3 separate regions of the Homo sapiens genome follow, and regions 2 and 3 are each linked to region 1. The links are chromatin loops, found by intact Hi-C in ENCODE. Cell type or tissue: B cell. All regions are shown on one strand. Each heading gives the region's core, and the rest is flanking DNA. Links, peaks and the distances in the headings are about the cores only. Region 1 overlaps TPTEP2-CSNK1E (TPTEP2-CSNK1E readthrough). Region 2 overlaps MAFF (MAF bZIP transcription factor F). Region 3 overlaps TMEM184B (transmembrane protein 184B).

The links. A loop is a pair of places that touch in the nucleus more often than their neighbours do. Peaks named below come from ENCODE experiments on the same cell type or tissue, not always from the same donor. Only the 100,000 strongest peaks of a DNase experiment are listed, where the experiment ranks them.
Region 2: it touches region 1 in a loop (12-fold over the local background); 4 of 110 quality-filtered maps call a loop at or near these places.
Region 3: it touches region 1 in a loop (12-fold over the local background); 41 of 110 quality-filtered maps call a loop at or near these places.

What each region holds. Positions count from the first base shown.
Region 1 is chr22:38,348,260-38,358,183 of GRCh38, forward strand. The region is part of intron 4 of TPTEP2-CSNK1E (TPTEP2-CSNK1E readthrough); the gene reads right to left. It also overlaps the pseudogene TPTEP2. Among named protein-coding and RNA genes, the nearest start is that of CSNK1E, 36 kb to the left of the region's middle. RefSeq lists an enhancer at 1-112 and a silencer at 4,943-5,182. In B cell, for the core only: CTCF peaks have their summits at 5,062 (motif pointing left) and 5,266; a DNase peak (open chromatin) is centred at 5,072; H3K27ac peaks cover 900 bases.
Region 2 is chr22:38,206,955-38,216,252 of GRCh38, forward strand. It overlaps MAFF (MAF bZIP transcription factor F), which reads left to right. Exons shown (of 3, transcript NM_012323.4): 2 at 6,869-6,935; 3 at 7,466-9,298. The coding sequence starts at 6,900. The coding sequence ends at 7,924. Among named protein-coding and RNA genes, the nearest start is that of MAFF, 9.6 kb to the left of the region's middle. RefSeq lists enhancers at 546-690, 4,206-4,350, 4,501-4,645, 5,194-5,338, 6,852-7,433, cis regulatory regions at 611-628, 4,277-4,292, 4,573-4,577, 5,266 and silencers at 7,429-7,478, 7,649-8,018. In B cell, for the core only: a CTCF peak has its summit at 7,637 (motif pointing right); a DNase peak (open chromatin) is centred at 7,777; H3K4me3 peaks cover 1,143 bases.
Region 3 is chr22:38,257,420-38,267,343 of GRCh38, forward strand. All of the region lies in intron 1 of TMEM184B (transmembrane protein 184B), which reads right to left. Among named protein-coding and RNA genes, the nearest start is that of TMEM184B, 11 kb to the right of the region's middle. RefSeq lists enhancers at 2,771-3,120, 3,351-3,520, 4,905-4,994, 6,467-6,967. In B cell, for the core only: a CTCF peak has its summit at 4,849 (motif pointing right); a DNase peak (open chromatin) is centred at 4,842.

The sequences.
Region 1 (9,924 bases), core at 4,049-6,548:
GGGGGTGACGGCGGTGATGAGGAGAATGGGGATGAGTATGAAGGCGGTGACGAAGAGGGTAATTCTGGTGACTAAGTTCTGGTCACTCCCTGACATTCAGGCAGGCCAGGACAGGCTTGGCTAAGCACTGAGCATAGCTCTGAGAGGCGGGAGGTGGTGAGTGAGTGTCAGCACCCAGCTAACTCTGCTATGGGGATGATGCACCTGTCACTCTGTCACCTGACCGTGCCCCACCCTCGGGTCATGGCCTTGATAATTCCCTCTGTCCCCGCTTTTGCTGCTCTGACGGAGCACATCCTGTGGGATTGGCTGCCCAGGAGGCCACATTTCCTAGAAGGGGAGACACCTCCCTGAGGTCACACAACAAAGCTCGAGCAGGACAGGAACCCAGGGGTCCTGACTCTCTTGGGTTGTCCCTACCAGTCCCACCTCCTCCATGGAGTTCAGAGGTTGGACAGGAAGTCTGCAGTGAACCAATCCGTAGGCTGATTCCAGCTGAGCCCCTACTTTGTGTTGGCACCAGGAAGGGCCTGGAATTTGTCAAGACAGGGCCATCAGAGGATGCCCCTGTGAGCCATCCAGGAGGCAGAGGAGGGAGCAGGGTCAGCCTGCCAGGCTGGGGAAGGGCATTCCTAGAGGAAGGGAAGGCGAAGGCCAAGGGGTAGCAGGGACGGGCAAGGTATGGAGGTCTAGACGGAAGTAGAGGCTGCTGGGAGGCTGCTCCGAAGCTGCTCCTTGAGCTGGGTACAGGTGCCCACAGGGCTAGGGCAGGGCCTGCACAAGGAGTGATGGGAGAGGTCAGCGGGTCAAGTGCCAGGAGCCTTAAATGCCAGACCAAAGCCTCTGGACTGTGTCTTGTAGACCACAGGGGTCCTAGCAGGTTTTTAGCAGAGGACAGAGCTCAGGGTCTTCCCAGATGGCAGGGATGTGCGTGACAGCTGGGGTAGGTGCAGGGCGGATGGTAAGACTCTAAGGCTCCCTGAGTTACGGTGACCAAGAGGCCTTGTGAGCGCGTAGCATCTTGTCCACGTGACTCTGTGTGGGGAGGGCTGGGAGATAGCAGGGTAATGGGCCCCTGGGCAGTAAGACCTCATTTTTTTGTTGTTGTTGTGTTTAAGACAGGGTCTCGCTCTGTCACCCAGGCTGTGCGGTGGTGTGATCACAGCTCACTGCAGCCTCATCCTCCCAGGCTCAAGCAAGCCTCTCACCTCACGCTCCCAAGTAGCTGGGACCACAGGCACACACCACCACACCCAGCTGATATTTTTATTTTTTGTAGAGACAGGGTCTTACTCTGTTGTCCAGGCTGGTGTCACACTCCTGGACTCAAGCAATTTACCCACCTCAGTCTCCCAAAGGGCTCGGATTAAAGGCATGAACCACTGCACCTGGACTCTTTAATTTTTTAAGTAAAAATTATTTATTTACTCTGGAGACAGGGTCTTGTTCTGTCCCCCAGACCGGAGTGCAGTGGTGCAATCATGGCTCACTACAGCCTCAACCTCCTCCTGTATAGCTGGACTACAGGCGCACGTTACCACACCTGGCTAATTTTTTTTTTTTTGAGACGATGTTTTGCTCTGTCGCCCAGGCTGGAGTGCAGTGGTGCAATCTCGGCTCACTGCAAGCTCCACCTCCCAGGTTCACGCCATTCTCCTGCCTCAGCCTCCCGAGTAGCTGGGATTACGGGCGCCCGCCACCATGCCCGGCTAATTTTTTGTATTTTTAGTAGAGACGGGGTTTCCCCGTGTTAGCCAGGATGGTCTCGATCTCCTGACCTCGTGATCCGCCCACCTCGGCCTCCCAAAGTGCTAGGATTACAGGCGTGAGCCACTGTGCCCGGCCCACACCTGGCTAATTTTTAAAAAATTTTTGTTGAGACGGGGTCTCACTATGTTCCCCAGGCGGGTCTCAAGCTCCTAGCCTCAGGGGATCCTCCCACCATGGCCACCAAAGGGCTGGGATTATACATGTGAGCCACCATACCTGGCCAGGAAATAATTTTTAAAATTGCGGTAAAATACCTATCATATAAGATTTGTCATTTTAGCTGGTTTTAAGCGTAGGTTCTGTGGCACTAAGTTTTTTTTTTTGCGGGGGGGAACGGAGTTTCACTCTTGTTGCCTGGGCTGGAGGGCTGGAGTGCAATGTCGTGATCTTGGCTCACTGCAACCTCTGCTTCCTGGGTTCAAGCGATTCTCCTGCCTCAGCTGGTGTTGAACTCCTGACCTCAGGTGATCTGCCTGCCTTGGCCTCCTAAACTGCTGGAATTACAGGCGTAAGCCACCGCACCCGGCCAGCACTAAGTATTAATACATCCACACTGCTGTGCTCCTCCCCCTACTGCCCGCCCCATCTCCAGAGCTTACAGGGAACCACACAACCAGTTCCTTTCCTGAAAGCTCAGAGGACAGGCTGCCTCCTCCAAGGAGTGATCCTGACTTCCCAGGCAGAGAATTTCTGCAATAAGCATTAGGCCTCCCCTGTCCCCAGATCCCTGCCCAGAACCCAAACACGGGTGGAGCCTCCACAGGGCTTCCCACCCAGCCTCCTGCTTCCACAGAACAGGATTCACTCTGGCCAGAGGAGGAAATTCTTTGAACTTCTTTGAAGTCCATGATGGTGATGATGATGATGACGGTGACGGTGATGGTGATGAGAATAATGGTGATGGTGATGATGGAGAGGAGGAGGAATCTCTGGCTCTCCTGCTGATGTCTTTCTCTGACCAGTACAGTCTCTGGAAGGCAGGATCATGTGTTTTCCCACCCTCTGCCAAAGATGGGAGCAGCCTGGGCTGGAATGCAAGGTGGCAGGAGCATACCACAGCTCTGTCACTACGATGGCAACAGCCCCATCCCTGTCCCTCACAATGGCCCTGAGTGTGGCCCTGGTTGTCCCTGCCTGTGTCCTTCCTTGTCCCCCCAACCAGGGAGCTCCTGGAAGACTAGCCTGGGGTGCCCCCTTCACTGGCCCCCCAACATGGCCCCAGATCCAGTGGCTGTAGGGCCTTCCCAGTCTTGCCCTCACTTCCCAGCTGAGGAAGCTGTTCACACAGCCTTCCTGAGGCTGGGCCCCAGGCTGTCCCCAACATCAGCACTGGAACATGGGACCTGGGTGGGCTGAAGGGCCCTCGTTTCTTTTTTTGCTGTGAGTGGGAAGGGCTGGGGAAACTGAGGCACAGGTTAGTGTCTTCATTTGCCCAGGTCACCGTAGAAACCTACTCTCCTTGCTGCTCTCTGGACTCTGGGGCCACATAGGGAGGCGGCCTGCAGGGCCCCTGCCCAAGAGCCAGGTCAGACCGGAAGCTCAGTGCCGGGTGTAGGAGCTGAGCAGACCTGGGCTCAAATTCCAGTCTGCTCACTCCTCTGGTGGTCACAGCGCCTTCCTCACCTGTCAGTGGGGTGCATGATAGTGCAGCCTCTCACACTGGCTGGAGCGGCCAGTAAGGCAAACACCCCAGGTCGGGCCCAGGCTCGAGGCGGGGGCTCAGTGAATATCCCCTCTACCTTCTTTTCCTGCCCGGAGGTCTGAAGGGGGCAGCCCAATGGTATAGACGGGCCTGGAGAGAGGGTGGCTCAAGCCCTGGCCCCGCCTCTGGCCCTCTGTGACCTTCAGTATCTTCGTCGGCCTCTCGTGGCCACTGGGCTGTGTATGCAGGACAATATTCATTCTCAGGGTCTGCAAAGGCCACCCCCAGCCTTGTCCCTACCTCCTGAGGCGGGTGGAAGGGGCTGATGAAGGTCAGCCCAGAGATCTTGGAGTGAAAGGGGCAGAAGGCCCAGGGCTGGCTGCGGTGGACCCTCAGGAGGTGATGAAGCGAGGGTTGTCCCCCGAGTCCAGGGCCTCTGGAGCCTCTCCTTCCTGCTGTGTGCACGGGTCCATAAACAGAAGGGACCGCCAGTTCTGGTTCCATTAGACATCCAAAAAACAGGCTGGGCGCGGTGGCTCACACCTGTAATCCCAGCACTTTGGGAGGCTGAGGCAGGCAGATCATGAGGTCAGGAGTTCGAGACCAGCCTGGCCAACATGGCGAAACCCCATCTCTACTCAAAATACAAAAATTAGCCGGGCATGGTGGTGGGCACCTGTAGTCCCAGCCACTCGGGAGGCTGAGGCAGGAGAATCATTTGAACCCGGGAGGCAGAGGTTGCAGTGAGCCAAGATCGTGCCACTGCACTCCAGCCTGGGCAACAGAGAGACTCTGCCTTAAAAAAAAATCCAAAAAACGTGAGCGAAGGGGTTGCTAAGTCCTTAGACTTAGAGGGAGGCCCCCGGAGACCACTTGGGTGAGAGTCCCAGGCTCAGCTCTGCCCTGTCCTCCATTTGAGGGCTTGGGCAAGTCCCCATACCATTTGGGCCTCAGTTTCCCCATCTGGACATGAGGGTTTCCACTGGCCCAGAGTTGGGCTGGGAGTCAGGTGTGACCTCAGGGGACTCGTGGTGCTCTCCTGGCTCTTGGTCTCCACCTGGGCCTGGACTTTTCTGTGGGACCCATCAGGGACACTCAGCAAACACCCCTTTGCATTTGTTTTATTTATTTATTTATTTTTATTATTTTATTTTATTTTGAGACACAGTTTGCTCTTGTTGCCCAGGCTGGAGTGCAATGGCACAATCTCGGCTCACTGCAACCTCCATCTCCCAGGTTCAAACATTCTCCTGCCTCAGCCTCTCGAGTAGCTGGGATTGCAGGCATGTGCCACCACGCCTGGCTAATTTTGTATTTTTAGTAGAAACGGGGTTTCTCCATGTTGGTCAGGCTGGTCTCGAACTCCCGATCTCAGGTGATCCGCCCGCCTCGGCCTCCCAAAGTGCTGGGATTACAGGAATGAGCCACCGCGCCCGGCTGTTTGTTTTTATGTCTTCTTTTTTCTATTTGTTAATAAAGCTCGCTTGGGGTCAGATTGCTAGGACCAAAAAGGCCCTGGCAGACAGCCTAGTCCATTATATAGACAGAGAAACTGAGGCTCTTGGGGCGAGGCAACCCGCCAGTGCCCTCCGGTCCAGCCCAGGCTGGGACCCGGGAATTCGGGCGGCGCTCGCCTGCTGCCCCCGTGTGGCCGCCGCGGGCGCTGCAGGCGGGTCCTGGTCACGCGGGGCGGGGCTGCTTCTCATTGCCAAGCCCAGGGCGGACGTGGGGAGCACCCATAGGGAGAAGGCCTGCCCTGGCCACCTGAGACTGCGACTCCGAGAAGTGCCCTGAACGAGTTCACCTCCGAAGGGAAACCAGGGACGCTTCCAGGAGGCAGTGTCCTTGGAGCAGGTGGTCGGGAGTGCTCCGGGCGCCCCACCTGGAGGAGTCCAGCCCTGGGACCAATTCTGCGCTGGCCTGAGAACAGCGAGGGCCTCGGAACCCGGCGGAGGGGTTCCAGCGGCTTGGTTGCTGTGGACTCCAGCGAATGCCTTAACCTCTCTGAGCCTCCTTTTTCTCAGCAAGAAATTGGTGTACACACACACACGCGCGCGTGCATACACACACCCTTCACAGGCTGTTGTGAAGATTAAGTTGGTATTCAAAGCATCGGGCCCAGCCCCGGGTTCCAGGTGGGTTGTGTTCAGCCTCTCCCCTCTCCATCCCTCCCTTGCAGGAGTTTGGGCTGGAACTGCTCCTCCCAAAGGTGTCTCCAGGCCCTGTCAAGGCCCAGGGACAGAGCTGGTACTAGCCCTGACCACACAGTGGGAGAGCTTCCTGTGTTTTCCCCTTCCCTTTGATGGGGTCAGGAGGTCTCCATCGAGTGCTAGCCGTCTACACCACCTTATCAACCTCGTCAATGGAGAGGCAGAGGTTGGCTGTGGTCCTGTAATCCCAGCACTTCAGGAGGCCGAGGTGACAGATCACTAGAGCCCAGGAATTACAGACCAGCCTGGGCAACATGGTGAAAACCTCTTTACAAAAAATACAAAAATTAGCCCGGCATGATGGTGTGTGCCTGTGGTCCCAGCTACTTGGGAGGCTGAATTGGGAGGACTGCTTGAGCTCGGGGGTTTGAGGTTGCAGTGAGCCAAGATCGCACCACTGCACTCCAGCCTGGGCAAGAGTGAGACCCTGTCCCCCTAAAAAAAACAAATGAAACCAAAACAAAAGTCAGAGAGGCAGGTCCTGGGCCTTGGGCCCAGCACTGACCAGCAGGAGTACCTGGCTAGAATAGAAACTCCTTGTTTGACTTCATTCTATTTCTTTTCACTTTTACCTTCCATATGTGGCAAGTTGATACTGGTTTCCACTTATGTAGGGATAGGAAGTTTCCTTTTAAAATAAAATTGTTCCAGGCACAGTGGCTCGCGCCTGTAATCCCAGCACTTTGGGAGGCCAAGGCGGGCGGATCACTTGAGGTCAGGATTTCGAGACCAGCCTGGTCAACATAGTGAAACCCCATCTGTACTAAAAATACAAAAATGAGCTGGGCGTGGTGGCACACACATGTAATCCTAGCTATTTAGGAGGCTGAGGCATGAGAATCGCTTGAACCTGGGAGGCAGAGGTTGCAGTGAGCTGAGATCGCGCCGTTGCACTCCAACCTGGGTGACAGAGTGAGACTCAGTTTCAAAAATAAAATAATAAAATTGTTCAAGTAAAAAAAAAGCAAGCTGATTTAAAAACATGTTATTCTATAATTTTAATACAATAGTTTAGAGGTGGGCACTGGAGACAACAAAGGTGACAGTGGAGTGACAAGATCTGAAGCCAGCACTAGAAAGCCTCTACATCCCGCTAATCAGCAGGTGAGGCTGGGCCAGGAGCCTCTCATTCTTTTTTTTTTTTTTTTGAGACAGAGTCTCCCTCTGTCTCCCAGGCTGGAGTGCAGTGGCGCCATCTTGGCTCAGTGCAACCTCCGCCTCCTGGGTTCAAGTGATTCTCCTGCCTCAGCCTCCCGAGTAGCTGGGACTACAGGCGCGTGTCACCACACCCAGCTAATTTTTGTATTTTTGTATTTTTAGTAGAGACAGGGTTTCACCATGTTGGCCAGGATGGTCTTGATCTCTTGATCTCGTGATCTGCCCACGTCAGCCTCCGAAAGTGCTGGGATTACAGGCATGAGCCACTGCGCCCGGCCAGGAGCCTCTCATTCTATGGACTGAAGTCACATATTCAATCCAGCGGGGATATTCTGAGCCCCGCCATGTGCTGGTGCCTGTACCTGCTATATCTCCTCTTTGGTGGGGAGACAAGCCCCCAGCCCAGGCAGGGTCCCCACCAGGCTGGACATAGACCCATTCTGGGTGAATGTGAGGGGAAGAAATTGAGCGTGCCCGGTGGTGGCGGAGCCAGGAACAGGAAGGCCTGGAGCCAGCCTGCGCTCCGCCCATCCAGCAGAGTCTCCACTTGGTGTGGATTTGAAAGTGATCTAACACGTCGTCCTCTCTTGTCACCCAGGCTGGAGGGCAATGGTGCGAACTCGGCTCACTGTAACCACTGCCTCCCAAGTTTAAGCGATTCTCCTGTCTCAGCCTCCCAAGTAGCTGGGATTACAGGCGCCTGCCACTATGCCCAGCTGACTTTTGTATTTTTAGTAGAGACGGGGTTTCACCATGTTGGCCAGGCTGGTCTTGAACTGCTGACCTCAGGTGATCCACCCACCTCGGCCTCCCAAAGTGCTGGGATTATAGGCGTGAACCACCGTGCCTAGCTCCTGACTCTGAATTTATATGCTCCTGATAAGCCATCATTTTCTTACACTTATTCACACATGAGTGCTTAACAATAGAAAAAATGACATACCATTAGTACAGTTAAAAAAAAAAAGTGTTCAGAGAAACTAAGCAGCACAGCAGCGGCATCAGAATCCCTGTGTCAGCTGTTGAACAGTGGAAACACACAGCGGCAGGCGTTCAGTCTCCTGGGATGCTGTGTTTTCATTAAAAGTTTACTGTACACCACATTTTATTTTTTCTTAGGCAAGAAGAAACATCAGAAGCAGCTGAGGGACCAGGAAGCGGGTCCGTTAAGGCTAAGGAGACATTCTGCCGGCCGGCTTTTAAAAATGTTTCCTATGGGCCTGGCGCGGTGGCTCACACCTGTCATCCCAGCACTTTGGGAGGCAGAGGCGGGCGGATCACTAGGTTAAGAGATTGAGAACATCCTGACCAACATGGTGAAACCCCGTCTCTACTAAAAATACAAAAATTAGCCGGGCGTGGTGATGCATGCCTGTAGTCCCAGCTACTCGGGAGGCTGAGGCAGGAGAATCGCTTGAACCTGGGACTCAGAGGTTGCAGTGAGCTGAGATCATACCACTGCACTCCAGCCTGGGCGACTGAGCTGCACTCTGTCTCAAAAAAAAAAAAAAAAAAAAAAAGTTCCCTATGGAGTCATCTGCCTTATTAACAATGGTTTTTGTCTTAGATGACTCCCTGACCTCATCTTCATGTTGTATACCTGCATTTTCACTGCAAACCTGTCACAGAAGGTCGGGTGTGGAATTTTCCACTTTTGGCATCATGTTGGCACTCAAAAAATTTCACATTTTGGAGCATTTCAGAATTTTTGGATTAAGGGTGCTCAGCCTGTAGTCAGATATAGTTGCATAGAGTGAAGGCATTATCCAAATAGATTTTTCAGTGATTGTGCTTTTTAAAAAGCAGACACATTTACATAACAATGAAGAAGTGGAAATCCTTTGCATCTTTAACCAGTCTCTTACTCTCATTCTCCTTCCCTCTTTTATAATCTTCCGTTTCAACTTAGGAAACTTATATTTCTCTATGCCAACTTTGTGAAACCATGCAGAATGGCTGTATCCAAAATTGCATGACAACAAAAAATTGTGAAAATGTCTGTCAAATCCAGTTGTTTAATTCTTTTAAAACTATGAGTATGAAATTATTGTTATTCTACCACTTACTGTTTTGAAAAGAGTTCAAGGTTTTAGCTAGGTTATTTAATTGATGTTAAATCTGAGGGAGTTCCAAAAATGTGAAGAAAAAAAGAACACATAATTGTCCGAAGATTTAAGATCCTGAAATGTGATTCAGTAAACATAGTCATCTGTAGTTTCAACTTGGAAATTAAAAATGAGAAGATAACTCTTATCCTGTTTTGAGGAAAAAAAAAAGCCTATATTTAAAGGTTAATCTACATGTTCACAGAGTAATTAAGATTGTATTAAAATGTCTTTGTTTCTATTTAAAGTTTGTTATTCTATAACACAGTAGTTGCTTTTTTCTATAAGATCTTCAAGGCTGAGGACCCAGGCTCATGCCTGTAATCCCAGCACTTTGGGAGGCCAAGGCGGGCAGATCACTTGAGGTCAGGAGTTCAAGACCAGCCTGGCCGACACAGTGAAACCCCATCTCTACTAAAAATACAAAAAATTAGCTGGGCGTGGTGGTTCATGCCTGTAATCCCAGATACTTGGGAGGCTGAGGCAGGAGAATCACTTGAACCTGGTAGCTGGAGGTTGCAGTGAGCCGAGATTGTGCCATTACACTCCAGCCTGGGCTACAGGAGCAAAACTCAGTCTCAAAAGAAAAAAAAACCTTCAAGATAACAGTTTAATTTTAAAACAGTTGTTTAATGAAAAAAGGAAGGTTAGGGACTAGAGAATTTTTGAAACAATAATTATGATAGGAATATCAGTAACAAAATGTTTCTGAAGCTATAAATGTAAGCTAAAAATATAAACATCATTGACTAAATCCAGTCTTTGATTAGAACTAGTTTTTTCTCTATTAAGGCTCTTATTTTCTACTAGCACTAACTTGTACTCAACCCTTAGTACATATTCTCTCACTTTTTAGTAACCATTGTTATGATAAATTGAAAAGCCATTCAAATAAAATTTTGTGTGAATTAATCTGTTTGCCAGAGTGAAAAGAGTAGTAACAATAGGTAAACAGAACACTTGTGGCTCTAAGTCAGGGACTTAAAGTGGTGCGCTTAGCGGATAACGCTTCTGGTCACCTACAGTTTGTTTCTGAAAA
Region 2 (9,298 bases), core at 6,469-8,968, 140 kb before region 1:
CAACACAAATCCTGGAGAATCAGAGCTGGGGTGGCCTTGGAAACTGGCAAGTCCAGCTTCATCTTCACAGGGCTAGGGAAACAGGGCCCAGGGAGGTCGCCCTGCCAGGGCCACACAGGGAGGAGGTGTGTGGCTCCATGTGGCCTCAGGCCTGAATTCTATTATTATTATTATTATTATTTTTGAGATGGAGTCTTGCTCTGTCACCCAGGCTGGAGTGCAGTCGCGTAATCTCGGCTCACTGCAACCTCTGCCTCCCAGGTTCTAAGCGATTCTCCTGCCTCAGCCTCCTGAGTAGTTGGGACTACAGGTGTGTGCCACCAGGCCCAGCTAATTTTTTGTATTTTTAGTACAGACAGGGTTTCACTGTGTTAGCCATGATGGTCTCAGTCTCCTGACCTCATGATCCGCCCACCTCGGCCTCCCAAAGTGCTGGGATTACAGGCATGAGCCACCTTGCTTGGCCATCTTTTTTTTTTTTTTTTTTTTTTTTTTTTTTTTTTTGAGACAGAGTCTCGCTCTGTCACCCAGGCTGGAGTGCAGTGGCGCGATCTCAGCTCACTGCAAGCTCCATCTCCGGGTTCACGCCATTCTCCTGCCTCAGCCTCCCCAGTAGCTGGGACTACAGGCGCCCACCACCACACCCGGCTAATTTTTTTTTTAAGAGGCGGGGTCTTGCTTTGTCACCCAGGGAGTGCAGTGGCGGGATCACAGCTCACTGCCGCCTTGAATTCCTGGGCTCAATGGTTCCTCCTGCCTCAGCCTCCTGAGTAGCTGGGGCTATAGGTGTGCACCACTGCACCCGGCTAATCTTTTTATTTTTTGGAGATGGAGTCTAGCCATCTTGCCCAGGTTGGTCTTGAACTCTCAGGCCTGAATTCTACCCCATGCTGGCTGTATGAGCCTGGACTACTCTATTGTCCTCTCTGGGCATTACCTCAGGGTTGGGCGAACCAGGGAGGTGACGGTGTGAAGGGACCAGGTTTCAGTCCTGGGCCTTTGCAGCTATTCATTCACACCTATTGTGTGACTTCAGGCAAGTGCTGCCCCTCTCTGGGTCTCTACCTCCCCTTGGGTAAAGGGAGGAGGCAGGACCTGATGGCCTCTAAGGGCCTTTCCTGCAGTTCCCTGTGTGACCCCAGCCAGCTGGGAGATGCTAAATCAGAGCGAGACCCCAGTGCTGGCTACAGGCCTGACCCCTCCTGGACAGACAGCAATTCTAACCTCCCAGCTGCTCACTGACCTCTACAGTGTATACCACTTGATTCCACCAAAACCCTGCGAGGCAGGTATTGTTCCGATCCTTTAGATGGGAAAGTGGAGACCCAGAGAGATGGAGTGGCTCACCCCAGGTCACACAGCCTGAGAAAACAGAGATGCGACTTAAACCCAAGCTTGACTCCCAATCCAGTGCTCCTTTCCCTGTTTCCCACACCCCACCTTTGGGCCCAAAGTCACGTGGATGGGATCCCCTCTGCTCTCTTCCCATTCGCCTAGCATCTGTACTGTCTCTGCCAACAGGCCCAAGGAAGCAGCTGGAGAGGAGGAAGAATTAGAGACAGGGCCAGGAGGTACTGAACTACGTTTCGGCTTGGAACCCGGCTTGGTGACAAGCTGGGTGATGGCGTCAGAGACTCTGACCATCCACCCTTCCCCAGTGCCTGCTCCCTGCCAGGTCTTGAGATGGGTGGCCTCAAGCACCCAGAGCTGACTCAGCCTCTCCCTGTCTGGTGGAGAGACAGCAAGGAAATACAACCCATTACACACAGGGGTGGGGGTCCCTAACAAGTCCTAGGGATCAGGGAGGGCTTCCTGGAGGAGGAGATGTCTGCACCCAGGGCCGAAGGATGAGTAGGAGTCTGCCAAACAAAGTAGAGGGGAGTGAGGGGAGAGAAATATCATGGGGTGGGAGGTGGCTCAGAGGCAAGAAAGCGCGGGTGGGAGGAAGTGAAAGAAATTCTGTGTGGCTGGAGCACAGAGTGGAGGTGGCAGTGGTGGGAAATGGGCGTGGGGCTGGACACACAGGGCCTGGGGTGCTGGGAGGGTGGGTCTGGACTCCATCCTTAGGATAGTAGGGAACCATGGAAGGTTTTTTTTTTGTTTGCTTGTTTGTTTTTGTGTTTGTTTTTGAGATGGAGTATCACTCTGTCGCCCAGGCTGGAGTGCAGTGTCGCGATCTCGGCTCACTGCATGCTTCACCTCCCGGGTTCACGCCATTCTCCTGCCTCAGCCTCCTGATAGCTGGGACTACAGGTGCCTGCCACCACACCCGGCTAATTTTTTGTATTTTTTAGTAGAGACGGGGTTTCACCATGTTAGCCAGGATGGTCTCAATCTCCTTACCTTGTGATCCGCCCGCCTCAGCCTCCTAAAGTGCTGGGATTATAGGCATGAGCCACCTTGCCCAGCCGAACCATGGAAGGCTTTAATCTGGCTGGTGGCATGGTCAGATTCGCGTGGTGCAAAGATTGTCCAGCTGCTGTGTGGGAATGAGCTGAGACCAGCAGGGAGGTGTGCTGGGACCTCCCCAGGTGTGTGTAGGGTGGTGAGGGTGACCACTTAAGAGGCCTGCATTGGGTTGGGCGTGGTGGCTCACACCTGTAATCCCGGCACTTCAGGAGGCCGAGGCAGGTGGATCACCTGAGGTTAGGAGTTCGAGACCAGCCTGACCAATATGGTGAAACTCTGTCTCTACTAAAAATACAAAAATTAGCTGGGCGTGGTGGTAGGCGCCTGTAGTCCCAGCTATTCAGGAGGCTGAGGCAGAGCTAATCGCTTGAACCCAGGAGGCGGAGGTTGCAGTGAGCTGAGATCCTGTCACTGCACTCCAGCCTGGGCGACAGAGCGAGACTCCATCTCAAAAAAAAAAAAAAAAAAAAAAGGGAAAAAAAAAAGGCCTGCATTGAAAGGTAGGATCGGTGAGGTTGACATGTAAACGTCTCCAGATAGTATCTGAAAGGTCAGGGTAGCCAGCAGATCTCATATGACTTTTCCAGGTAGGATGGGAGTGCACAGAGGCCCCCAAGGAGAGCTAGGTGGGCAGCCAGGGCCTGAGCCCCCTAGGATTTGGAGTGCTAGGCAGGGAAACTGAGGCCAGAGCCCAGGCTAAGCCGGCATGTTCAGCAGTGGGGGGTCGCAGCTCAGGGGTCACCCCATGAAGCCACTGGTCTTCACCGTGGATCCGCACAGGGGTCTAAAGCTGCCTGGGTCCTGACCTGGCACTCTGGGTCCACCCAGCTACCCCCAGCGAAACCTGGGTGACCCCTAAGACTCTCCTGCTTAAGGGCCACAGTGGCTGCCCCTGTCAGGGGATCTCTGCAAGCGCCAACTTCCTTCTGTCCCACTCCTTCCTTCCCTGTGAGCTGCCAGACCCCCTGACTGTGTGGGCTGGGAGGAGCTGGGGAGTTTCCTGAGAAGCCCTGGACTGTCCCCACCTTGGCCTGAGTCACACTGAGAACTCAGCAAGGATTCCTTGAGTATCTGCGAGGTGCCAGGCGCGGTTCTAGGCATGGGGGAGGCCGCGGTGAATCAGGTATAAGTTCTGCCCTCATGGAGCTGGCATTCTAATCGGGGGGTTGGGAGGGACAGACACTGAACAAATAACCACCATATATGTGAGTGATGACAATTACACATGGGGAAACCTGAGGTGGGGAAGGGACACAGGGAGTGTGTGTGTGTGTGTGTGTGTGTGTGTGTGTGTGTGTCCGTGTGTGTATCAGGGGTTGCAAATTCTAAACTGAGTGAACATGAGATTTGAAGAGACCTCAGGAGGTGATGGAGCAAACTTTGTGGATATCTAGGGAACAAGGATGCCAACAGAGGCCATGCGTCGTGGCTCATGCCTATAATCCCAACACTTTGGGAGGCGGAGGCAGGCGGATCGCTTGAGCCAAGGAGTTCAAGACCAGCCTGGGCAACATGATGAAACTCTGTCTGTACAAAAAGTACAAAAATTGGCCAGGTGTGGTGGCATGCACCTATAGTTCCAGCTACTAGGGAGGCTGAGGTAGGAGGACCACTTGAGCCTGGGAGTTTGAGGCTGCAATGAGCTGTGATCGTGTCACTGCACTCCAGCCTGTAACGGAGTGAGTGAGACCCTGTATAAAAAACAAAAACAAAAACAAAAACGCCAGCAGAGGGACCAGCCAGTGCAAAGGCCCTGGAGAGGAGCGTGCATCCTGTGTTGAGGAAGGGCGGGTGTGGCTGAGGCAGGGGAAACAAAAGGAAGCCAAGTAGGGCTGAGGTTGGAGAAGGGATGCTGGGGAGCACTTTCTTTTTTTTTTTTTTTTCAGACGGAGTCTCACTCTCGCCCAGGCTGGAGTGCAGTGGCACAATCTTGGCTCACTGCAACCTCCGCCTCCCGGGTTCAAGCGATTCTTTTGTCTCAGCCTCCCAAGTAGCTGGGACTACAGGCACGTGCCACCACGCCCGGCTAATTTTCGTATTTTTAGTAGAGACGGGGTTTCACCATGTTGGCCAGGCTGGTCTCGATCTCCTGACCTCATGATCCACCCGCCTTGGCCTCCCAAAGTGCTGGGATTACAGGCGTGAGCCACCGCGCCCGGCCACTGGGGATCACTTTCTGCAGCACTTTGTGGGCCATGGTGACAACTCTGGCTTTACTCCAGTGAGCCGTGGGAAGGTCCTGAGAGAGGTGTGACATGAGCTGACTTAACACAGCTACCTGTGTCACCCAGGGGGAAAGTGAGGCACAGAAAGAGTGGCTGACCTATCAGAACCACACAACTAGAGAGCGAGACCACCCCCAAAAGGCCCCAGGTGTGTCTGGCACCAAGGTCCATGTGCTTTCCATTTCTGCACCTTGTCCCTGGGAGACACCCCGGTCCTGCCAGAATGTGTCAGAGGCTGAGCCAACCCGTGAGGTCAACCCTGTAGACAGCTCAAGGAACCAGGACTTGGATCTGGCTTTTGCCCTCTGCTGTCCACAAAACTGGGTGATGCTCTTTCCGATACGGTACGTGTTTATAGGATGCTACAGCTCAGATCACAAAGCATCTTCCTTTGTTTTCTTTTTATTTATTTATTTTTTTTGAGATGGAGTCTCACTCTGTCACCCAGGCTCCCAGGCTGGAGTGCAGTGGCGCAATCTCGGCTCACTGTAACCTCCACCTCCCAGGTTTAAGCAATTCTCCTGCCTCAGCCTCTCAAATAGCTGGGACTACAGGCATGCACCACCACGCCTGGGCTAATTTTTGTGTTTTTGGTAGAGACAGGGTTTTGCCATGTTGGCCAGGCTGGTCTTGAACTCCTGAACTGAGGTGATCTGCCCGTCTCAGCCTCCTAAAGTGCTGGGATTACAGGCGTGAGCCACCGCGCCCAGCCTATCTTCCTTTATTTTCCTTGGCTTCTTATCACTGCCCCCTCCCCTTGGAGACAGATGAGAAAACTCAGGTTCTCATGGCGGAGAACCTGAGAGGATTGGCAAAGTAGATCCTATCAGCTAGAGACAGAGAGGACTGCTGCTTTAAAGGGGACTTTGGGAGATGGTCCCCTTCTCCAGCCCAGAGCAATGACCACTGACCCTCCACGAGTTTTATTCACCTTTTTCTCCCCATTACCAAGTACATGTTTGGCAAAGAGCTCAATAAATAGTTGTTGAAGGAGCATGTGGCTGTCAGGCCTGTGGGAGGGAGGATTAGGAGATGAGAGGCCCTCATTGGTCTAGGGATGGCTGCCCCATCTGCCTAGGGCATGCTGAGTTAGTATGGGGCAGCCCCCAGGAGGTTGGGAAAACTTTCCCAAAACAGAGGTCTAGATGAAGGAGGCCTGGGGAGAGAGGGGACTGGCTGATGTTGTATCTTACGGGGTGCTGGATGGGCTTTGTGTAAAGGCATTTACTGGTGCACATATGCTGTGTGTACTTTTCTGTATGTAGGTTATACTTTAAGAAAAGTTCTGAAAAATTGGCTGGGCACAGTGGCTCACACCTGTCCAGCACTTTGGGAGGCTGAGGCGGGTGGATCACCTGAGGTCAGTAGTTCAAAACCAGCCTGGCCAACATGGCGAAACCCTGTCTCTAAAAATAAAAATAAACTAAAAATACAAAAAATTAGCTGGGCGTGGTGACAGGCACCTGTAATCCCAGCTACTTGGGAGGCTGAGGCAGGAGAATCCCTTGAACACGGGAGGCGGAGGTTGCAGTGAGCCAAGATCGCGCCCCTGCACTCCAGCCTGGGTGACAGAGTGAGACTCTGTCTCAAAAAAAAAAAAAAAAAAAAAAAAAGAAAGAAAGAAAAAGAGAAAGAAAAGTTCTGAAAAATCAAATCAAAGGCACATGTCCAAGCCCCATGTGGAAGAATGGTCAGGAGAGGCACATCTATTCATTTGGTGCACACTTACTGAGCCATCTACTATATACCAGGCACTGATTTAGGCATATTGATGCCGTGGTGAGACAGGGAAGGCCTCTGCCTTCATTGGCTTCCGTTTTGGTGGAGGAGGAGTGGGAAGGAGAAACAAATCATAGATGAGGAACCAAGCATGAGAAATGCAGAAGAGGTGACTGTTACAAGGGTTAATAGGCGGGGTTATGTGATGTGACACAGAGGCGTTTAGCCAGAATGGTCAAAGAGGACCTCCTGAGGAGGTGACATTGGGCAAAGACCTAAATGATGAGGAGTCACCATGGGGCTAGAACAGTAAAGAGCACAGCCTGTGCACAGCTCCCGCGGCTGGAAGGAGCCATTCAAGGAGGCCTGTGGACCAATGTGGAGAGAGGAAGGTGGCAGGTATGAATCAGTTCTAAGATAGCAGAGGCCTTGAATGGCAAGGTAGTGAGTTTGGATTTTATTCTAAATGGGAAACCAAAAACAAAACAGTGACTTTGACCTCCTTTCTACCCTAGGTCTGCAGCCCAGAGGGCACCTTCTGCAAACATGTCTGTGGATCCCCTATCCAGCAAAGCTCTAAAGGTGAGGAGGCAGCCTCTGTCAACCCAGTGAAGCCCTCCCTCCCTGCCCATGCAGAGCCTCCTCATCCCAACTTCCCCTTCTTTCCTGGAATCCCCTGGGTGGCTCAGCAGGCACCAGGCCTTCATGATGCCAAAGGGAAGGGCCACAGCCATGGGCTGGGACCAGGAGGCCTGGGCTCTGGTCACAGGCTGCATGTCCCTGGGGTAGGTCACTTCCCTCTCCAGGCCTCCTTCCCCATCGGGTCAATGTCCCCTGGGGCATTCAAAGGTGCTTTCCGACCTGGGTTTCTCTGGCTGAGTCCAGGGCTTGGCGCTAGGTTAGAATTCAGGCTGAGCCCCGGGGTGGCCTCCTTTTGTGTCCCGATCCTAGTCTGGCCCGGTTTCCCCTTCCCGGATTCCTGCTCCCCTTCGGGGTTTTGGATCAAGTCCACCCACCACCTCGGCGGCTAAGGCGGTGAAAGAGGAACACCGCGGGTGGAGCGGGGGGGCCCGTCCCCAGTCCCCTGGACCTCAGTTTCCTCATGCCCGCAGATCAAGCGAGAGCTGAGCGAGAACACGCCGCACCTGTCGGACGAGGCGCTGATGGGGCTGTCGGTGCGCGAGCTGAACCGGCATCTGCGCGGGCTCTCCGCCGAGGAGGTGACACGGCTCAAGCAGCGGCGCCGCACACTCAAAAACCGTGGCTACGCCGCCAGCTGCCGCGTGAAGCGCGTGTGCCAGAAGGAGGAGCTGCAGAAGCAGAAGTCGGAGCTGGAGCGCGAGGTGGACAAGCTGGCGCGCGAGAACGCCGCCATGCGCCTGGAGCTCGACGCGCTGCGCGGCAAGTGCGAGGCGCTGCAGGGCTTCGCGCGCTCCGTGGCCGCCGCCCGCGGGCCCGCCACGCTCGTGGCGCCGGCCAGCGTCATCACCATCGTCAAGTCCACCCCGGGCTCGGGGTCTGGCCCCGCCCACGGCCCGGACCCCGCCCACGGCCCGGCCTCCTGCTCCTAGTGCCCGCCCCCGCCATGCCTCAGCCACGCCCCTCCGGCCTCAGCTCCCTCCCCAAAGTGCCTGAGCGCCGCCTCTGTGCCCAGGTCCCATTTCTCTGCAGCACTGGCCCCTTGGTGCACACACATTCCCTTCGTGGGCCCTGTCTTCCTCTTGCAGCCCCCCAAACTGGGACCGAATGACCCTGGGAAGGGGAACTTGGGTAGGTTGGGGATGGGGCAGAGGTCTGGATCTGGGATCGCCCTTGGCTGAAAGTTTAGCCTTTTTAGATTGAGAGATACAGAGCCGGCTTAGAGAACAGCTGTTGGGGGAGAAGAGGGCACCCCTCATCTTGGAAACTGCTCTTATTGTGCCAATATGCCCTCCAAACCCTCCCAGGATTCAAAGCTAGGTTTGGCTGTCTGTGACTTACGGGACCGTCCTGCTGAGAAATTGCACTGAAGAGATGCCCCCACCTCTGGTTGGGCCTGGGGGTGCCTGGCCTTCCGAAACTAAAAGAGTGGGTGGGAAGACTAGTGAAACCCAGTTCACGGATGGGGAAACAGGCCTGAGGTCACATTTCACTTAGTGGTTGTGTTGGGACCAAAACCTGGGTGTCCTCACTGCTGCCCTGAGTCCAGCCATGGTTTTCAGGGGGACAGTGGACAGGGACTCAGAAATGTGGTGGGAGGGCCTCCCTGGCTTGGGAGACCGCTCTCTGCAAGGGAGGGGGAGAGAAGCAGAGGGAGAGAGAAGGTGACACGGATGGAAGAGTGGGAAGGAGCTGGCCTGGCTCAGCCCTAGGCTGTCCCTGCAGCCAGGGTGTCCGGGGGCTGGCCAGTCAGAGAAAGGGGGCCATGGACTGCTGTGGCAAATAGGGAGACAAGGAGACAGACCCTGCAGTCCTACTACAGTCTGGAGTGGGGTCCTAAGAAGAAGGGTCCCACCTCAACCCCTGTCAGTGTCCACTGTGGGGTGGGGGCTGACCCCTGCCTTTGATTGTCATTCTCCTGGGAAGCCCAGTCTCAGTCCCTCCCCCAACACTGTCCACACTGCCCCTCCCCACTGTTTATTTATTGCACGGATCTAAGTTATTCTCCCCAGCCAGAGCCCGAGCTCCTGCTCCCTGGGAAAAGTGGCGTATGGCCCTGAGCTGGGCTTTATATTTTATATCTGCAAATAAATCACATTTTATCTTATATTTAGGGAAAGCCGGAGAGCAACAACAAAAAATGTTTAAGCCGGGCGCGGTGGCTCACATCTGTAATCCCAGCACTTTGGGAGTCCAAGGAGGGGGATCGCTTGAGTCCAGGAGTTTGAGACCAGCCTGGACAACATGGTGAAACCCCATCTCTACAAAAAATACAAAAATTAGCCATGCATGGTGGCTCATGCCTG
Region 3 (9,924 bases), core at 3,848-6,347, 91 kb before region 1:
AAAGCCAAGGATGCGTCTGCTCCGTGTGCAGCTTCCTGTCCCAGACAGGATCTTTTGCAGGGAAAGCAGCCATTAAAACCCAGTCTCTAAACAAGCCGAACGTGAAGCCAGCCAGACCTTCCAAACTCTCTCTCACTGATCACGAAAGCGCACGTTCCAAAAAATGACCCCGTGTATGAACCCAGGAGGTTTCTGTACCGTCAACAAAGTAAAAATTTTCTTTATTACATCTTTAGCTTGGCCTTTGGTTTCTGTTTTTGGTGTAGGTTTTATTACGTACACACTGAAACAGTAAAGTAATATACGTGTATACTTATTGTAACATACACTTATAATTACACCAATATCCACATATTGGGGGTGCATGTTCAAGAGGTTTTGTTCTGGTTTCTTTTTTACTGATAGGGCTGTGTGATCCAAGGAAGTTTGGAGAGCAGTGCTATAGTGATAGGCAAAGGCCCAAGGCTTCCTAATGGCTGCTGCTATTCCCCTCTCCTCTGCAATCTCTCTGCCTCTCTGTCCTTCCCCAGACAAGGCCCCCTGGCTCAGTTCCAGGCTGCAGATCAGACAGAAAACAAATTCAAGGACCCCCACCTCCCCCACATACAGCCTACCTGCCAGTGAGTGCAGTCTCCACACCTGTCTCTCATTCACACGCCACCCAGCAGGTGGCAAAGAGGCCAGGCCACGCAGTCTGCACTTTGTCCCAGGCTCTGAGACAGGGAACTGAGTTGGAACCTCAGCATTATCACCTAAGCTGGGCCTGAGGCAGGTGACTGGACCTCTCTGACTGTGTTTCTTAGGGAGAAAAGTCCAGGTGCACTGTCCTGTAGCTAAGGCTTTTGGACTAAATGGGTTTAAGAATTTAGAATTTTTCCAAATTTTTTTTTTTTTTTTTTTAGACTAAGTCTCACTCTGTCACCCAGACTGGAGTACAGAGGAACAATCTCGGCTCACTGCAACCTCCGCCTCCCAGGTTCAAGCGATTCTCCTGCCTCAGCCTTCCTAGTAGCTGGGATTACAGGCATAAGCCACATGCCCGGCTAATTTTTGTATTTTTAGTAGAGACAGAGTTTCACCATATTGGCCAGGCTGGTCTCGAACTCCTGACCTCAAGTGATCCACCAACCTCAGCCTCCCAAAGCTCTGGGATTATAGGCATGAGCCACCGTGCCCAGCCGAATTTTTCAGATTTTAGAAAGGATTATGCTGCTAGACACAGTGACACTCCTGGAAGGGTGGGTGCAACACCCCAAAAGCAAACATATAGTACTTTCATAGGAAAACATACTGTTAGTCACCCTAAGGAAGATAGTTTTAAAGGCCATAATTAGTATCACATCAATTCAGGTCAGATTTTTGCAGCAGAAATTAGTCTGCTGCAGACTTAGAAGAACCTTTGGGATTTCTGAGCGTTCTGAATTCTAGAACAGCAGAGAAGGGGATGTGGGCCTGGACCGTCTTCCAGAACTGTAGGGAGGCTGATGAGGAAGCAGACATCCAGTGTCGTTTATTTCTATGTTTATTTTCAACTGTAATGGTATCCCTCCTCCCAACCTGAAATCCACTGAGAATGTGGCAGGAGCTGGCCGTGGGACCCAAAGTCTCACTTCTCCCAAGACTGCCCCACCTCCCTCCTCTTCCAGGAAAGACGTCTTCCGGCTGGCCCCCCATCAGAGACATCCTTTCTCAGATAAGCTACGCAGCTATGTCGTCACTGAACTTGGCCACCTGCCTTGGAGTTTATTTCGGGAGCATCCCACCATCTCACCCAGATTCTATCGTCAGAGTCATTTTAACTCATGTTTGAGGGACACCTTACTGCTGCTATCCCCTCTGCCCATGGATTTTATTATGTGCTGTGTGGTAGGCTGAAGAATAATCCCCCAAAGATGTTGACATCCTAACCCCCAGAGCCTGTGAACATGCTACCTTACATGGCAAAAGGGACTTTGCAGAAGTGACTGAATTAAGGGTCCTGAAATGAGAGATTATCCTGGATAACCTGGGTGGGCCCATGTCATCACAAGGGTCCTCGTAGGAGGAAGGCAGGAGGTAGAGAGCGAGAAGAGGGCAGCGTGACAAAGGAAGCAGAGAGAGGAAAGTGGAAGCTGCTACGCTGCTGCCCTTGCAGATGGCGAAAGGCGCCACAAGCCACAGATGGAGGTGGTCTCTAGGAGCTGGAAGAGGCAGGGAAATAATTCTCCCCCAGAGCCTCCAGAAGGAGTATGGCCCTGCCAACACCTCGATTTTAGTCCAGTGAAACACATTCTGGACCTGACCTCCAAAACTGTGAGATAATTAATGTGTGCGCATGCATTTTATTGGTTTTTCTTATTGTAAGTAATCTATAATTTGTGTTTGTTTTGTTTTTGAGAAGGAGTCTCACTCTGTGGCCCAGGCTGGAGTGCAGTGGTGCGATCTCGGCTCACTGCAACCTCTGCCTCCTGGGTTCAAGCAATTCTCCCACCTCAGCCTCCAGAGTAGCTGGGGTTACAGGCACGTGCCACCACGCCTGGCTTTTTTTTTTTTTTTTTTTTGTGAGACGGAGTCTCACTCTGTCACCCAGGCTGGAGTGCAGTGGCGTGATCTTGGCTCACTGCAACCTCCGCCTCCCAGTAACTGGGACTACAGGCGCGTGCCACCACGTCCTGCTAATTTTGTATTCTTAGTAGAGACAGGCTTTCACCATATTGGTCAGGCTGGTCTTGAACTCCTGACCTTGTGTTCCGCCCACCTTGTCCTCCCAAAGTTCTGGGATTACAGGCGTGATCCACCACACCCGGCCAAATGCCTGGCTAATTTTTTATATTTTTGTTAGAGACAGGGTTTCATCATGTTGGCCAGGCTGGTCTCGAACTCCTGACCTCAAGTGATCCACTCACCTCAGCCTCCCAAAGTGCTGGGATTACAGATGTGAGCCACCGCACCCGACCTAATTTGTGTTTTAAGTCACTAAGTTTCTGGTAATTTGTTGCAGCAGCAAGCAGCTTGCAGATGCAAAACAGAGGTTTGAAGGGCTGACGTCATTTGCCCACAATCACCTGACAAATGGTTCTTCCGACTGCCACTGCCGTGCTGTGAAATCCGCAGAACTCTGGAGCCTGACCACCTAGACCTGACCTCCAGCTTTGCCACTGGCTAGCTTTGTGTCTGTGAGCAAGTTACACAACCTCTCCTTGCCTTAGCTTCCTCATCTATAAAATGGGGAAGCAGCCATACCTGCCTCTGAGAGAGAGGGACGGAATAATGAGTGAACACAGAAAGCACTGAGAAGGTCTGGCACCATGTGATGTCAGCTGCCATTGCTCTCCCACTTCCTCCTTCGGCCAGCCTGGGATTTCATGCTCCCAACAGTCTCTGGGACCCAGGTTCTGTTGCTGGGTATTTGCTCTCTTTAAATCTTCTGAGGTCATATTTTCATTCATTAGTTTCAGATCCAAACCCTTTAGAGCTGCAGCCACGAAGTGCTCACTCAGGCGGCTGCCACCCACAGGCCAAGCTAAACTGGCAACCCGTTCACATATATATCCCTGGAATATTCATGCAGCCTGGGAGGGCTTTTGTTCTCTTATTTAATATAGATGGAGAACCTTCCATCTTACCATAACTCGCTGGTTGGGGTCAGACTCGAGCACTGTTCATCTGAACTGACCGCTCTGCTCCCACTCCAGCCGCCTGGGAATGACAACGGGAATGACAGCCGGCCCTCCTGCCTTTGGGGGTTGCCTGGGCTCTCTGAGCTTCTGGGCAGCTGCATTATTGGGGGAGGCTGATCCACATCAGAGCAGGTCAGCAACCCACAGCCTGGCCCTTCTCCAGAGGGGATTAGAGGGAAAGAGCGGCCCCTGGCCAGGCACTTCTGCCTGGTGAGCCTTTTGAAAAGGATCACATGCCCTCACAAGGGGTCAGGGGTCCACAGCTCTCCTTCCGTCTCCCCTTCAATCAACACAAACAAGCGGAGGCCACTCTAGCGGCTCCACATTTCTCCCCCTTCTCCTGGGCCAAGTTCCCAGGAATCTCTCAACCAGGAAAGCAAAATCATCCAATCATGTACATATCTGTCACTTGGGTGGGGGTGCAGAAATAAAGGGGAACAACAAAGAAATCCAAAGTCCCTCAGCGAGGGCTTACTCAATTCAGCCTTGTAATTAGGTTCTTTCCTTTAGTACATACCAGTCCTAATTTTGATGATCTCAGTTTTCTCTCAAATTGAGAACAATGGACCAACGCTCAGCCTCTTTAGCTGGATTGTTGAGCCCCTCTACATGTGACCACCTTTCCAGCCAGCTAAAATCCCACTGGGCACTGAGCGGATAGGTCCCCTGCAGATTCAGCATCCTGCACCCCAACAATGCTACCACCCCATGGGAGCAGGCTGTCTAAACCAGGATCCCTGTACCTGCTCTGTCCCTGTAATCAAGAAGCCTGGCTCCAGCCAGGACACCCTAGATTTCTCATACCAACCTGAATTTCATTCATGCAAACACATTCTGAGTCAGGTAAGCCATCAACCCACCCTGGGTGTATACCCAGCAAAGAGCGCACACGCGCCCCCAAAGACAAGAATGAATTCACCGAAGAGGCTGGACATAACCCAATGCCTGTCCACAGGAGAATGAATAAATAGTGGTATATTTGGTGAACTCCTACGCAGCAGAGAAAAAAACCAAAGGGCCACTACAGGCAACCTGGATGATCTGACAGTGCTGCGGGAAGGCAGCCAGACACCGAGGAGTCCGTTCTGTACACTCTGTGTGTGGGAGGCCCAAACAGGCAGCGGCAGGCACCACGCGAAAGTGCCAAGGTGTGAGTGGTGACTACCGGCGAAGAGCGAGTGGCCAGGAGGGGGCCCCAGGGAGCTTCCTTGGGTGCAGGAACCATTGTGTGGCTTGATCTGGGCAGTTTACACAGAAGCCAGGGAGGTCAGAAGGCAGTGCAGAAGTGGAAACTAAGCTGGCCCTTGAAAGTCAGACAGGACCTGGGCACGTGGAGACTGCTCTGGACGGAAAGGCAGGCAAAGGGAACTATATGAGCAAAGGCACGGAGGTGGGGAGTTAAGAGGGCAGACAGAGGAAGGGGTGACAGGCCAAGTGCGGCTCAAGAAGAGGCCCAGTAAAGAGGGCCTGGGATGCCCAGTGCTGAGTTAAAGTGTATCTTTCTGTCAGTGGGGAAGCCCCCAAAGGTTTCAGAAATCATGACGTGAGCCAATCGGAGCAAGGGTTGAAAATGACAAAGTCAGCCAACAGCAGTGTGTCCAAGGGGCCCAGAGAGGGCTCCATCTCTCCAAGGCCGGGACCGGGGGTCGTATTTACCAAGCAACACCCAAGCCCTCACACTCGGCCCCTTTGTGAGAACCAAGCACATATTTTTTGATTAGTGGTCTGGGGCCTGAGTGAGGCTCCTGTACTTGAGAAGTAGCCAGAACCTTGACCTTCCTACACTGGGCAGGAGGCAAGGTTACAGTCCTTATGTTTTTAATTTATTTTATTTTATTATTTGAGACAGAGTCTCGCTCTGTAGCTCAGGCTGGAGTACAATGGCATGATCTTGGCTCACTGTAAACTCAGCCTCTAGGGTTCACATGATTCTCCTGCCTCAGCCTCTAGAGCAGCTGGGATTACAGGCATGTACCACCATGTCTGGCTAATTTGTGTATTTTTAGTGGAGATGGGGTTTCATCATGTTGGCCAGGCTGGTCTCGAACCCCTCACCTCAAGTGATCCTCCAACATCAGCCTCCCAAACTGCTGGGATTACAGGCGTGAGCCACCGCACCTGGCCCATTTTAATTTCTTGGAAAGGCGTACATTCACCTGCTTCAGCAATCAAAAGGTACATGGGATCTCCAGCAAACAAGCAATCTCCCATGACCAGCACCCCCTCCAGAGGCATCACAATCACCGACTTGCGGTGTCTGCCCAGAGACCCCCTGGGCATAGACAAGCAAAGACACTTTTGATTCTCTTCCCTTTTACACTGATGGCAGCTCCGAGACACACCGCCCAGACCTGCTTCTTCCCTCGGCAATCCACCTTGCTGCTCAATCCGGCACAGTGCGTTGAGCGTCCATCTTATGTATTATGGCCACGCGGTATCCCATGTTTAGACGGGCCATGGTTTGTTCATTGGCCCCTGCGAATGAACATTTAAGCTGCCTCCAATCTTTTGCTATTAAAAATAAGGCAACAATGACGAACCTTGCAAATAAATCATTTTGCACACGTGTTAACCCATCCGTAGAATAAATTCTGGGAGGCAGAGCTGCCGGTGAAAGTATAGAAACATCTGTAATTTTGGAAAATATTGCCAGAGAGGCACAGTACATTTAAATTGTTCATCCAAGAAATGAGCCTCAATGTTGGGGGAAATATAGAAAATATGTAGGTTTCTGTTTGTTTTTTGAGATGCAGTCTCGCTCTGTCTCCCAGGCTGAAGTGCGGTGATGCAATCTCAGCTCACTGCAATCTTTGCCTCCCAAGTTCAAGCGATTCTTCTGCCTCAGCCTCCCGAGTAGCTGGGATTACAGGTGCGTGTCACCACGCTGGGCTAATTTTTGTATTTTTAGTAGAGATGAGGTTTCACCATGTTGGCCAGGCTGGTCTCGACCTCCTGACCTCAAGTTACCTGCCCACCTCGGCCTCCCAAAGTGCTGGGATTACAGGCGTGAGCCACCGCGACCAGCCAATACATAGTTTAAAGTTGTCCAAGTGAAGAAACGGTAGAGAAAGGCTGTTTTCAACAAATGGAGCTCTGGGTAGGGACACGGTGCTGAACCCACACCGGCCCCAACTCACTTGGTGCTCTGGTCCACACGCTTGCATTTCCCAGCTGTCAGTAAAAGGCTAGGCCCACTTGGCCCCTTGACCCTTCTCAGGGCTCTGATGTCCTGGTCCCAGGAAGTGTGAACGGTGACCTGAGCCACTATGACAAGCAGCCATAATTGGTCTCCCCAGGCGCCCATGAAGATGAGCAGGCAGGCCAGGTGGGAGGGGGTGGGGGTGCAGAGCCCAAGAGGGCCAAGTGCTTCCAGTCTAGCCATTCCAGATGAGTGGTGAGCACCTCTTGCCACATACCCTGCACAAGCTGCAGGGGACACCACAGCCATGCAAGACCACTCCCACTCCATGACATTCACTCAGCTGGCTCTGCTCCTGGGTCCATCACAGATCTGTTATGTAACTCCTGTGCCCAACAGCCATCACCACCTAAGCATCAAGCCAGGGAGTTGAGGAGATGGAGGCGGGTCTCTGGAAGGCACACCGAGTATCAAGTCAGGACAGCCAACTCTATGTAGAAGCAGGGCAGGCCTTTCTCCCACTTCCACAAATCTGGCCCAACTACTGCAAACTGGGAAAAGAAGGAAAAGTCTTCTGCCCCCGGCCGAGTAGGAGATACCTCTTAGCAAACCAAAGGAAGCATTTGAGAGAAAGAACCCTTGTCAACCTCATCTCCCAGCCCAAGCCGTGCTCCCACTGACTGAGACGGCCAGGCACTCCAGTAAATCAAATCATACTTACATGCTCTGAGGTTACTGCTATTAAAATTATCTAACCTATGCATCCTGCATCTACCTTTCTTCTCAAAGCAAATATGTACTGTTTTGGAAAATCTAGATTTTCCCACATCCTATTTAAACTCCATTGACAAATCTGTGTATAGATGCACTTTCTCCTCCTGGAGATGAGGCTAGGACCCCACATGCTCTGGGAAGTGGTCACGAGACCTCTGCTCCTTGAGTAACCTGCCTGTCTCATTCCTCTGTGTGTGCTCAAGGTGGTCCCACTCCCTGCAAAGACCTCCTGCACTTCACCTGCCAACCTCCACTGTCCACTGAGCCTCAGCCCAACTACCCTTGTTCCAGAGAGCACCGGCTCCTCAGCTCACCCCCAGGCAGAGCCGACTGCTGCCTCCTGGAACCCCCATGGTTTTAACCTGAAGCTTTATTCACGTGCTTTCCAGGTCTAAGCAGCAATCCAATACACTGGCCTTCCCAGTGTGGCTGCAAGCTCTCCAAGGGCAGGTCTGTGTTGGGGGTAGCTACTCAGCAGGAAGGGCCCAGGACTCAAAACCAGAAAACCTGGGTGCTTCCTCCCCCAGGATCTTAGGCAATTCACCCCTCTGAGCCTCAGTCTCTCCATCTATAAAATAGGTGCAATAATTTCAAGGTTTCAGGGCAGTTAAAAGGATTACATAAAACCATATATTTGAAATATAACTTGCAAAGCCCCACAAATTCCAATGAGAATATTAATATAACTAGCATGTTAATATTAATTAATATCCTCACACATACCCTTCACCAACATCTATCATTGTGCCTCGCAGGCACCCAAACTGACTGCTGATGGGATCCCAGATTCACTGCTCACTCTGCATGAAACAAAAACCACAGGCGCTAGAGGTGGGGACCAGGAGGCTCTGCCAGTAGCTACAGCGGCGCCATGGGGTTAGTTATTTTCTCTCGGAGCTTTTCGGTAAATGGGGAACAGCCCTGCTGAGTGGAGTGGAGGTTCTCAGCCACTTGCCAGCAGGAGAGGCCCCATTCTGGGTGCAGGCAGTCCACAGGGGTTGGAGCAGGAGATAAATAAAGGTACCAAGCTCCACACACGTCCCTTGGAGTAGGGGGGCTGTCTGATCTGAAAATCCCTTTGAGGGTAACAGAGGCAGTAACTTCCGGAGGTCTCACTGCACCCCCTCTGTTGGGGAGGGGGACCATCTGGGACTGCCCATGACCCGCAGGTAAAGGGTCTGTGGATCCTGGCTTCCCAGAGAGGAGGCTGGAGTCTTCAGGAGATCACCAAGCATTTTAAGTTGGAAAAGAAGCAACAGGCACACGTGCTTCCACGTTTCTCCTTCAGTCTTCATGGTCATGTGACCTGCCCTATCTCCAAACCACAACCTTGGGAGCTAAAGGCGTTCAAATCAAGGACTTCACCAGAGCCTGTGAGGTGGGCAGACAGGGTACGAATAGCGCCCCTTGCCTTAGCAGGAGTGAAGCTCAAAGAGGGCAAGTGGCTTGCCCAAGGTCACAGCTGGGTTTCCTGACTCAATCCAGTGCCCTGTTCACCACTGCTGCAACGGTGCCGTCCAGCTAAAAAAAAGGCTGAAGACCTCATCTTTCCTGCAGAGAATTTGAAACAAAGCGCAAGAGCTGTTTTAGAACTTCTCTGATTCTTTTCTATCTATAGCTACCTTTCAAATGCTATGGGTAAATGTTTATAACCCGGTGTTAAGTAAACAATGAGATAACGTGTGTTCATGCCTAGAAAGAACATCTGCCCAAACCTGAACCATGATTACTTCTTGATTTGGAAATTTGGGGTAATTTTTATTCTTATCCCCAATCTTTCCTGTGCTTCAAGTTTACTATCAACAAGTACGGCCGGGTACGGTGGCTCACGCCTGTAATCCCAGCACTTTGGGAGGCCGAGGCGGGTGGATCAAGAGGTCAGAAGATCGAGACCATCCTGGCTAACACGGTGAAATCCTGCCTCTACTAAAAATACAAAAAATTAGCCGGGCGCCGTGGCAGGTGCCTGTACTCCCAGCTACTCGGGAGGCTGAGGCAGGAGAATGGCTTGAACCCGGGAAGCGGAGCTTGCAGTGAGCCGAAATCGCACCACTGCACTGTCTGCCTGGGCGACAGAGCAAAACTCTGTCTCAAAAAAAAAAAAAAAACAAGTACTACTTCTAATCTCAGAGAAGCCTATTGTTTTTCAAAGGTACAAGACTGAGATCAACGTGGCAAACTTTTCACCAAATATTCACTTAGTGGGATGTGACTTTGTAAAACATGGTTGAGCTGGAAGTGACGCAGGTTCAGCACAAAGGCTTTCTGGGTGGATCTTCCCCTGTGGTTTCCACCCCAGAGAAGGAAAAGGAGGTGTCCACCAAGCTTCCTGTCTCCCATCACAGGCCTAAG